2 separate regions of the Mus musculus genome follow, and region 1 is linked to region 2. The links are chromatin contacts, found by POLR2A ChIA-PET in ENCODE. All regions are on one chromosome and are shown on one strand. Each heading gives the region's core, a stretch centred on a gene start or an enhancer-like site at or near the end of the contact. The rest is flanking DNA. Distances are from core to core; before and after follow the strand shown.

Region 1 (5,592 bases), core at 491-2,990, 160 kb after region 2:
TATATTTCCACCTAACACCTTCTTGTGGCATTCTTATGATTATCTATATGGGCCTGAAATGTTCCATGGTAGATAGTCATCTGGATGAGTTGGGGGCTGTGTTTTTATGGTTTTTGTTACCTTCACAGCATAGCAACCTTAACACTGAGCTCACAGCTGCTAAACGATCCATCTGCAAAGTAGATGGGATTACGAACACAAGCGTGTCCTCATACTGACTGTTATGCAGGAGGGAGGGAGGAACGAGGAGCTTTCTGAACTGGAAAGGTAACCTAGGGACTCAATGTAAGGTAGGAGCCAGGACCTTGTTACCTTCTCTACATTACTGGTTCAACCTTTGTCAGTGTCTCTCTCCATACAACTGCAGGATTAAATGCTTTTGATTAAGGAAACTGGGTTAATAACCTCTTGAAAAGTCTAGGAATCTCTTAGGATCACAATAAAGTTGGATTAAGGGCAAATTTGGTAAGGAGGAAAAATTCATCTATGAAAATGAAAAACATTCTTCTATGTAAATGAAAAAGGGAGAATTCTTGGTAGCGTACTTCAGAAAGACAGGACAGTGGGCAAAAACTAGTGAGCAAGTAACAGGAAATCCCTTTAATATACACTTTTTTTTCCATTTTTTATTAGGTATTTAGCTCATTTACATTTCCAATGCTATACCAAAAGTCCCCCATACCCACCCACCCCCACTCCCCTACCCACCCACTCCCCCTTTTTGGCCCTGGCGTTCCCCTGTACTGGGGCATACAATGTTTGCGTATCCAATGGGCCTCTCTTTCCAGTGATGGCCGACTAGGCCATCTTTTGATACATATGCAGCTAGAATATACACTCTTATATATACTCCCAACCAAGTCATTTGAACAAACTCGCAAAGCAAAGCTCGTGTTTCTTCACCCACTCTTTTCAGGTCTCTAAAAAGCTTCATACTGTAAGGGCTGTTGAAGAAAGTTTCCATACACATCACTCTGTATGATTTTTTTTTGTATTATGTATGATAAATAATACATATTATTTTCTGTTTAGGACCAATTGTCAACAATATACCAATACTGCCTGGAATCTAGTTTGAAGAAATACTTCTTCCTTCAACTCTAACTATTTTGTCCCGCTGAAGCACGGGCGATCAGTTAGCTCCCTCATTATCAGACAGGTCAGGGCCTCTGCTCCGTGACTGACAGGTTCATTTTCTTAAAACTCCGGAAAAAGGAAAGTGTCTAGAATGATGTTTACAATCACAGTGTTCAGAGACCTCCAACACACACGCTAGGTGCCTGGTCATTGCTACTGACCCAAGTAGTAGTGATCTTTATTAATAAAAACCAAGCAAAGCTTAAGGAATTACTTTCTCCCTAGGCTTAAGGCCAAGAGGGTGCGGTCCGGGCTGGGGTGTGTCCGAGGTCCACCAGACGGGTGCAGGACAAATCCCGAGGGTCCAGGCCGCCTGCGGAGGGTCCCGAAGGGTTGCCAAGGGCCCTGGTGGCCTCCCCAGGCCGCTTTGAGTCACCCGGGCCGGCGCTGTCAGAATATCGGCCGGGCGGCCCTACGAGCTCCAAAGCGGCCATCAGAGGCAAAAGGGACTTGAAGGAAGCGCGGCCGACCGACCTGTCAGGTGGCGGAGTGGAGATCGCTTTCTCTGGCCGGTAACTTCCCGGGAACGTCCCTCTCCAACTGTCGCCGCCGCAGATCCGCGGCGTCCCAAGCACACAAAGAGGGATGGGCGGCGGCCGCTACGGCGAGAGCCGAGGGACAAATGGCTGCGCCGAGACGCGGTCTCACACAGAATCAGAGTCTTTGCCGCCCAGCGCAGAGGGGCGGCCTCTCCGTGACTTACCTTTTGTAAAACAGAATCTCCCGGTTGAAACAGATACACCGGCCCGGGGCCCGAAGCGTTTCCGCTTTGGCAAAAGCTGGACAACCACACCTCACATCCTGGGGCGGAGCCCTCAATACCTCCAGAGAACTTCAAGTCCCGGCAACCAGGCGCCCTGCCTGGGCGAGCGAAGCTCTGTGGGAGTTGTGGTCCCACTAGAGGCAAGGAATGCTGGGATATGTAGTCAGTCTTAGCTTTCCTGTCCCCAGCACCAAGGCCATCTTTCTGCCCTTAAAATGCTAATGAGAACATTCCAGAGTTTGTATTGAAGGTGTTTTCTTCCGTGGAACAATGATTACAATGCAGCATGTGCTGCTTAAGGTCTGTGGCCCAACATTAACAAAATCTTAAGTCCTGTTTTTCCATAATGAACCTGAGAAAAGGGCATTTTAAGAAGTTTATTTATAGGCATGTGCTCGTAGATTGATTTGCAGGGGCCATGGATTATTGAGGATTCTTGTAGCATGTGACACAAGATCAAAAATAAACATATATTGGGGCTGGAGAGATGGCTCAACTGTTAAGAGCACTGGCTGCTCTTCCAGAGGTCCTGAGTTCAATTCCCAGCGACCACATTGGTGACTCACAACCATCTGTAATGAGATCTGATGCCCTCTTCTGGTGTGTCTGAAGATAGCTACAGTGTTCTTGTATAAATAAAATAAATAAATCTTTAAATAAAAATATATTAATTTAAGCAGGGCATGGTGGCGCACGCCTTTAATCCCAGCACTCCGGAGACAGTGGCAGAGGCAGGCGGATTTCTTAGTTCAAGGCCAGCCTGGTCTACAAAGTGAGTTCCAGGACAACCAGGGCTATACAGAGAAACCCTGTCTCTAAAAACAAAACAAAACAAAACAAAACAAAAAAATAATTAGCATAAAAATAATTTCTAGTATTTTATAACAGAATAGTTTCCTCCAAAAAGTGTGTTTGGTAAGAAAGCATTTTATACTATTGGATCTGGTTAGATTTTTAATATAAAGAAAATAATTGAAATAAGAATTTACCAGAAGTGCATGGGCTGATGCATGTGGCTTGAAGAATTTATTTGAATAATCTGAAGCATTATTTGCCAAGTATTAAAGCGTTATTTGCTAAATATTAAAGGTAATACCAAAGCATTACTTTCTTATCTTCTAGAAAACTGACAGGAAGAACATTGTTTAAGTTTAATATTGATCTCAAATTTGAAGCTTTAAAATTTCAAAGAGCGTTTAGTTATGCAGACTTTGTTTCCTTCTTTCCAAATAGTTTTTGTTTAGTCACTTGAAAATTGTTATGAGTAGCCATTCATCATGTACCAGGAATGGAGCTGCACACTCTCAGAGCTGAAACAAACTTTCCTCTTCTCAACGGAGAAACACTGGGTTCTCAGTTCCATCAACTGTTAAGATGAGATTGTGTAACTAAGTCATAGAAATAGGTAGGTAAGAAAAAAAATACTTTCATTAAGAGATGCTTCCAGGTACGAGTCTTTGATTTTGGAAAGTTGATTAGAAATCAATCATGGCTGGGCAGTGGTAGCACACACCTTTGATCGCAGCACTTGGGAGGCAGAGGCAGGCAGATTTCTGAGTTTGAGGCCAGCCTGGTCTACAGAGTGAGTTCCAGGACAGCCAGGGAAAAAGAAAGAAAAAATTAATCATGAAAACAAGATTCAGAAAAGTACCATGGTACTGAAAAAGAAGAAGAAGAAGAAGAAGAAGAAGAAGAAGAAGAAGAAGAAGAAGAAGAAGAAGAAGAAGAAGAAGAAAAAGGAGAAGGAGAAGGAGAAGGAGAAAGAGAAGGAGAAGGAGAAGGAGAAGGAGAAGGAGAAGGAGAAGGAGAAGGAGAAGGAGTAGAAGAAGAAGAAGAAGGAGGAGGAGGAGGAGGAGGAGGAGGAGGGGGGAGGGAGGGAGAGAGGGAGAGGGAGACAGAGGGAGAGGAGGAAGAGGAGGAGGAAAATAGGGTTAAAGTACAAAGATGAGAGCGTAGAGCATAGTAGAGAATCAACAAATAATTCAGAATGGCTGTGGGCTAAAATTAAAACTGAGGATTGAAGCCACAGGAAGAGCAAAGTCATATATATCCAAGCCTAGACTGAGATCAGTCACTCACAGACCGTGAAGGCCAATCTAGAGTTCTGATGTCCGGCCATGTTTGTTGTCAAAGCTTGACAATGACACCATGGGCTCATTTTCTGATGTTAGGAATTATATACTGGTGTCAGGGACAGCTTCAGAGAAGAGGGACAATTGCCCCAGTCCGATGACTAAGATAGCCTGGGCAAGAATACCACTTCCTGTTTCTTATTCCGTACAGAGGGGAAAAGAAAAGTCTTCTCAGCCATTTCCCTTTAAAAAGCAAAAGGAAAGGAAGGAGAGAGAGAGAGAGAGAGAGAGAGAGAGAGAGAGAGAGAGAGAGAGAGAGAGAAAAGAATGACCAAGCCAGATCTTGTCAATTAGTGTTGGAGTGTTTGCCTTGTGATTGCTCAGCTGGGGCCTGAAGACTTGTAAATGTATTTAGAAGACAGAAATACAACATGTAAGACAGCAACAAAACCTGGACCGATTGCCAGGAGAAAATGCCCCAAAGCTGCTGGAAACTCACTCAGCAGGAATTTGGGGAGTGTCTTCATAAATGGGCAAAGTTCTCACATCAAATCCATTGATGAGCCAGGCTGTGTGCATTGCCCTATGGTATGGTCTCTGCTGTCTGCAATCTTCAGGCTCCCTTGGAGTCCCCACTGTGTCTAACAGAGCCCTGTGAGTGGCTGCTGATGCTGCAGCTCATCGAGAATAAACAGAAAGTCCGGTGACGTTGGGCTGCACCTCACATAACTGTAGTCACCTGAAACTGTCATGTGGTTCCCCAGCCCCAGCTCTTCCCATCTGATCTGCCATGGACATATGGTTTCATGACTTCTGTATGTTGTGAAAAAGGAGACCTCTCAGACATCAAAAAACTCTTTCCCTTGGGAGTTTTACAGTGAAACTCAAATCCCAATAAAATAGACACCTGGGGGGAAGAAAGAAAGAAAGAAAGAAAGAAAGGAGGGAGGGAGGGAGGGAGGGAGGGAGGGAGGGAGGGAGGGAGGGAGGGAAGGAAGGAAGGAAGGAAGGAAGGAAGGAAGGAAGAAAGAAAGAAAGAAAGAAAGAAAGAAAGAAAGAAAGAAAGAAAGAAAGAAAGAAAGAAAGAGAGAAAGAGGAAAAAAAAGAAGAAAGAAAGGGGCACAGGGTGCTGGTGCAGATTCATGCCGTGATCTGGTGCAGGTAACACACACTTAGGTATCACAGAAGATTCCACTGAACTCTGTCTTTAAGATGGGTCCTCCTTATTGTGTTTATATAGTGTGTGATCAAGAAGTTAAGAACAGCCAAGCAGTGGTGGCGCACGCCTTTAATCCCAGCACTTGGGAGGCAGAGGCAGGTGGATTTCTGAGTTCAAGGCCAGCCTGGTCTAAAGAGTGAGTTCCAGGACAGCCAGGGCTACACAGAGAAACCCTGTCTTGAAAAAACAAAAAAAGAAAAAAAAAAAGAAAAAGAAAAAGAAAAGGAAAGAGTCACAGCTGTGTTCTGCTACCCAGAGCTTCAGGGTCTCCAAGGAGCCATGGGACTCGCCAGACATTTTATAAAAATCAACCATAGCATTTACTGCCCTGTGTACTTTCATCACACAGACTACCAAAAAACTACATCACTGAGGAAGAGAGCTAAATCTGACAGCAGTGC
Region 2 (5,023 bases), core at 229-2,728:
ATAATGACAAGAAATCTCATCACTTCCTTCCCTCTCACAAAACCCATGTCGAGTGCACTAATGATCAGTTTTAAACAAGTCAACCATGTTTCTTTTAAAAAGACTTATCCCCTTGCCTGGTCTCAAAGATATTGAAAAGTGAGCACACGAAGCCTATAACTGGTGGGTGGGAATAAAGGCAATATACTACTACAGGAGACATCATCAGCTTGTTACAAATTTTCTTGTAATAACCCAGGGATAATCAAATATTGCAACATTTAAGTATGATTGAGCCAAGGGTATGATATCTACAATATGTAGGATTGCTATTTAGTTTTATAACTTAAAATGGTCTATGATAATGGTGGCAAAGAAGGTCTTTGCAATAAATAACTACTTATACACATACTTCATATGCATATATGTGTATTTATATCCACACTTTACAAATAGGACCATGTCTAGCACATGGAGGATTTTAGTAAATATTTGGGTGAATATCAATATGAGAACTAATAGGATCTTTTCTCCCCTTCTTTTTTTTTTTTTAACAATTTTTAATTTTATTCACCTTAGTGCTTAGATGAAATGTGGAAAATAGGTGTTGATTATCTTTCTACCTTTAATGAGTTCTGAGGAGCCTCAGACTGAGCTATCACCTCGGATCCGCACCCCTCTTCCCCCTCCACACACCCCCCCCCCCCCGCCTCCCTCCCTTCCCCTTTCTTACTTCTCCTCTATTCCTTTCGTTTTTCTTTTCTTTGAAGACGCGTCTTATGCATCCAGGCTGGCCTCTAACTCTTATGCAGCCGAGGATGACATTCCGATTATCCTGCCTCCATTTCTCAAGCCTGGGGATTACAGTCGGATACTACTTCGCCAAGATAGAGTTTATGTGCTACTGGGCATAGAACCCGGGACTTCCAGCATGTTAGTTAGGCACTCCAGCAACTTAAGCTACTTGCCTGGCCCTCACATATCTTAATGGCAAGCCTCAGTTTTAGAGACATTAATTTAGCTTAAGGCAGGGCTGGGAATTCACAGAGGAATTGTTTCCTGTAGAAGAGAAAGTCAGCATAGCAAGTACCAGCTCCAAGATAAATAAAGTTGTTTTCTATATACATTGTACAAAGAATTTGGGTGGTTAAGAGAGTGAAGCGAATCTATTAATAAACCATTAGGGATATCCCAAGGAATGTTAATTCAGGAGCATATTTCTGAAGTTATGTTTACTTAGGTTTTCCCTTTAAAAAACCTAACTAATCATTTTCCTTATCAATATTTGTCACTGGTTGTCATAAACTCATTATTAATGGGACAAGCTCTCATATGCTTCCAACCTTGCTCAATACAGGCCCCAAGTGTTCCTTTAAGCCCCAAGAGGGAACCGACTTTGGCTGAAGCCGGTGCCCAAAGCCACACCCACTGCCAGGCCTTGGGACTTGGGGCTGGCCCAGAGGAGCCTCTGCTCACACTGCGCGTTGGAATCCGGCGACCGGAGCTCTGGTGTCCCCCGCAAGAGGTGCGACTGCCCCGCCGGCCCGCTGATGGATCAACCAAGGCCACTCGGTGCGCACCACCGACGCGCTCTAGCTCATTTGCATATAGACGGGCGCGGCGCTGCGACAGGAGGGAGCGCGGGCGCGGCCCCGGGCCGTGGCGCGCGCGCGCCCTGACAGCTCGGCCCAGCTCGCTCACTCGCTCGTTCCCGGCTTCCGAGCACAGCATGGCGGTCAAGGTGACTCCAACTCTCTGCTGCTGCTTTTATTGCATAAGAGACGTTCCAAGGGCCCCGAGTGCAGCCCCCCGCCTCTTTCCGTTGCTTTCTTTGCCTGGTTCTTAGCCAGTGCGTCCCGGGGCTCTAGATTGCGGGTGGAGAGCTGTGCTGGGCTTGGACCGGAGCGAAGAGGATGCCCGGCTGGGGGAGGGGAAGGAGGAGGGATCGTGAGTTGGAGGGGCTCCTGAGGACCATGGTCGGGAGGAGGAAAAGAGTAGTGTTTTGTCCTAGGTACATGGGATTGCGAGCACAGAGTTGGAGAGCATCAGAGAGGGACTGAGAGTCAGCGGGCAGGAGAACCGGGGATACCCAGGGCATCCGCGGTGGGGGAGGGGGTGGGTGTTGTCATTTGGGGCCACAATACAGCCCAGGGCACTGGTTGACATTTGCCTGGCAGGTTGTCAGATGTCGAAAGTATCCGTATTGTGGCAGCTCTCAAGGTTTAGGTCAGATGGAGAAAGGGTCGCCAAGATGACGATGTACTGTTTCTGCTTTCCACAAGAAAGGCTGCTAGGCCCGGCTATTAATTTGGCTGTTTTACATCTCCTGTTGCTCCTCTCTTGAGGCTCTCAGGATTTGTAGCTTGGTGGTTGCTACTGTATTGCTAGTAGTTGTGGAATAAAGTAAACGATTACATTGGTTTCCCTTTCCAGTTCACAGGAAGTGCCGTCTGTAATTTGCTCTATCTTGCACTATTCACACCCTTTTCTCCCACCCCTTAGCCGTAGATCTCCGGTTTGACAGGTGTTATCAGCAATTAAGCTTTGGGTTTGTTTTTAGACTAAATGACCTTATGAAAGATAAATGAGTTGTTAGCAGATGTAAACTATAATCTAAAGAGATTATGTGGTTTCTAGCTAAGCATTAACCAGTCATTCCCCCCCCCCCCTCAGGTGCATACAACCAAACGAGGTGATCCTCATGAGCTGAGAAACATATTCCTCCAGGTAAGTGAAAGAATTTTACATCAGGGAAAGAATGGGAAGAACATGATCGTTATTCCTCTTTAAGCTCTCTAACTTTGAGAAATGCTCTTCTCACAAACATGAGTGGAGGATGTCCTTTGTACTTGGTTTGTTTTGGTTTTTTTTTGAGACAGATTTTCCTTGTGTAGCTCTGGCTGTCCTGGAACTTGCTTTGTAGACCAGGCTGTCCTGGAACTCGGAGGATCTACCTGCCTCTGCCTCCTGAGGGCTGCGATTGGCTCTATACCCGGCCGTTTGTACTCTTAGTAAGAACGGATTGGAAAATTTTTCTTTCTATTGGGGATTGATATGAGGTTTTCCTGGAGTTGCTCTTTTTGTTTGCATGACTTAGGATGACTTATAAAATTTTCCTTCTCATAAATGTCTATGACATTTGTTGCACAGATAATTTATGACTATTGTAGTTGCGCTTTCTCCTCCCACTTATTGCAACCATAGATGGGGATGGGGGTAGGGGTTGGTACAACATGTTTGCTTTAGATTCTTTTGTAAGGAGGCTGGTAAGATGACTCAGTGGATAAAGGTGCTTTACCCAGAACCCATATAAATATCGAAGGAGAGAACTAACTATATAAAGTTGTCCTCTGACTTTCATATATCTGTGCATATGCACCAGTGCTCACACATCTGCTCCTTATAATAATAAATTATTTTTTAAAAAGGGGTGGGGAGAGATGGCTCTGCAGTTAAGAGCACTGTTCTAGAAGACCTGGGTTGGATTCCCAGCACCCATATGGCAGCACTCAGCCATCTGCAGTCCAATTCCAGGGAATCTGTCATCTACTTCTAGCCTCTGAGGACATCACATCACATGCATGTGGTGCATAAACATACACACGTTAAAAAAACGGAAGTCTTGCCGGGCGGTGGTGACACACGCCTTTAATCCCAGCACTTGGGAGGCAGAGGCAGGCGGATTTCTGAGTTCAAAGCCTGCCTGGTCTATACAGAGTGAGTTCCAGGACAGCCAGGGCTACACAGAGAAACCCTGTCTCGAAAATACCAAAAAAAAAAAAAAAACCCAAAACAAACAAACAAAAACAAAACAAAACCGGAAGTCTTGTAAGGATTGACCTTAAAATACCTTACTTATGTTAAGCTTTTAGAATCAGTCACCTGACTACGCCTAGTTTTTTGCCTTTGCTTTCTTAAATTCCTAAGGTATTTTACTAAAAGTTATGTTTTTCTTGGAAGAGCTGTTTTTTAGAATCTTGTATTCTGGCTGTGGAGTCTCTGTAGACTGTTAACCTCGGGCAGGCTCCTTCTGGGTATTATTTTCCACTGTAAAATGAAAGGTGACCTTCAAGGTTGCTTTCCATTCCAAAAGTCTGTGATTCTATCTTAGGAACAGATTCTAGCGTCTGCTAATGAGTCTAAGCTGGATAGCACTTCCATCCGGGACAGGTAGTTTCCTCAGGCCTGGTGGGGAGGAGGAGGCTGCATAGGTGACCACACACAGTGTAGTTTATGAAAGAGAATTGGTAAAGGTCAGGGATAAAGTGTTTCTCTACCTTGCTTTAGCCCTGCATTTGAGTGTTAGCACCAAAAGAAAACAAAAGAGAATTAGAAAAATGAGAATTATTTTTAATTTTTATGTTTTAGACTAAGGCTTTTTAGGTAGCACAGCCTTTCTTTCTTTCATATGTCTTTGTTTATTGGAGACAGGGTGTTACCATGTAACTCTGGCTGCCCTGGAACTGTTACACCAGGCTGACTTCAACCTCACAGAGATCTGCCTGGGGTACCTTGAACTTGTTTGATCTTTCTGTCTCAAGCCTCCTGAGTCCTGGGATTATAAGTGTGTATAACCTTGCTTCTTAGGAGCCTTGAGTTTTACAAAGTGTATTAAAAGGATCCTTTCTGGAACAAAACTAGTTATAATAGAGCCTCACCATTTGTGTGTTAAGACCTTTGTTCCTTACAAGTGTTGTTTGGGGTTCACAAAAACATATTAGTATAAGCCCTGTACTATGATTAGGGTCAGTTGTTTGTGGAGAATTTGTATACTATAGCTAATTTTATTTTCTGGTTACATATGGAAACAATCAGCTGAGATGCTCTATGATGTAGTAAGAAGAGTACAGGTATCAGGAACATGTGTATCCCTCACCCCAAGTTCAAGGATGCCCCCAATGTAGACCAGGCTGGCCTTGAACTCACAGAGATCTGGATGCCTTTGCCTCTCAAATGATGGTATTAAAGATGTACATCATCACAGCTGGCTTTTTTTTTTTTTCCTTAAGGAAGATGGGTTTAATTCGCAGGCCTCGGTCTCTAT

Evidence for each region. ChIA-PET counts read pairs that join two places held with the same protein, here RNA polymerase II (POLR2A).
Region 1: POLR2A ChIA-PET joins it to region 2 with 12 read pairs in Patski. The contact joins the promoter of Dync1i2 here to the promoter of Slc25a12 in region 2. POLR2A ChIA-PET finds 5 or more read pairs at or near these places in 2 of 5 experiments (Patski and embryonic stem cell).

What each region holds. Positions count from the first base shown.
Region 1 is chr2:71,208,094-71,213,685 of GRCm38, reverse strand. Dync1i2 (dynein cytoplasmic 1 intermediate chain 2) reads right to left here and starts at 1,740. Exons shown (of 16, transcript NM_010064.4): 1 at 1,612-1,740.
Region 2 is chr2:71,364,210-71,369,232 of GRCm38, reverse strand. It overlaps Slc25a12 (solute carrier family 25 (mitochondrial carrier, Aralar), member 12), which reads left to right and starts at 1,478. Exons shown (of 18, transcript NM_172436.4): 1 at 1,478-1,720; 2 at 2,653-2,706. The coding sequence starts at 1,709.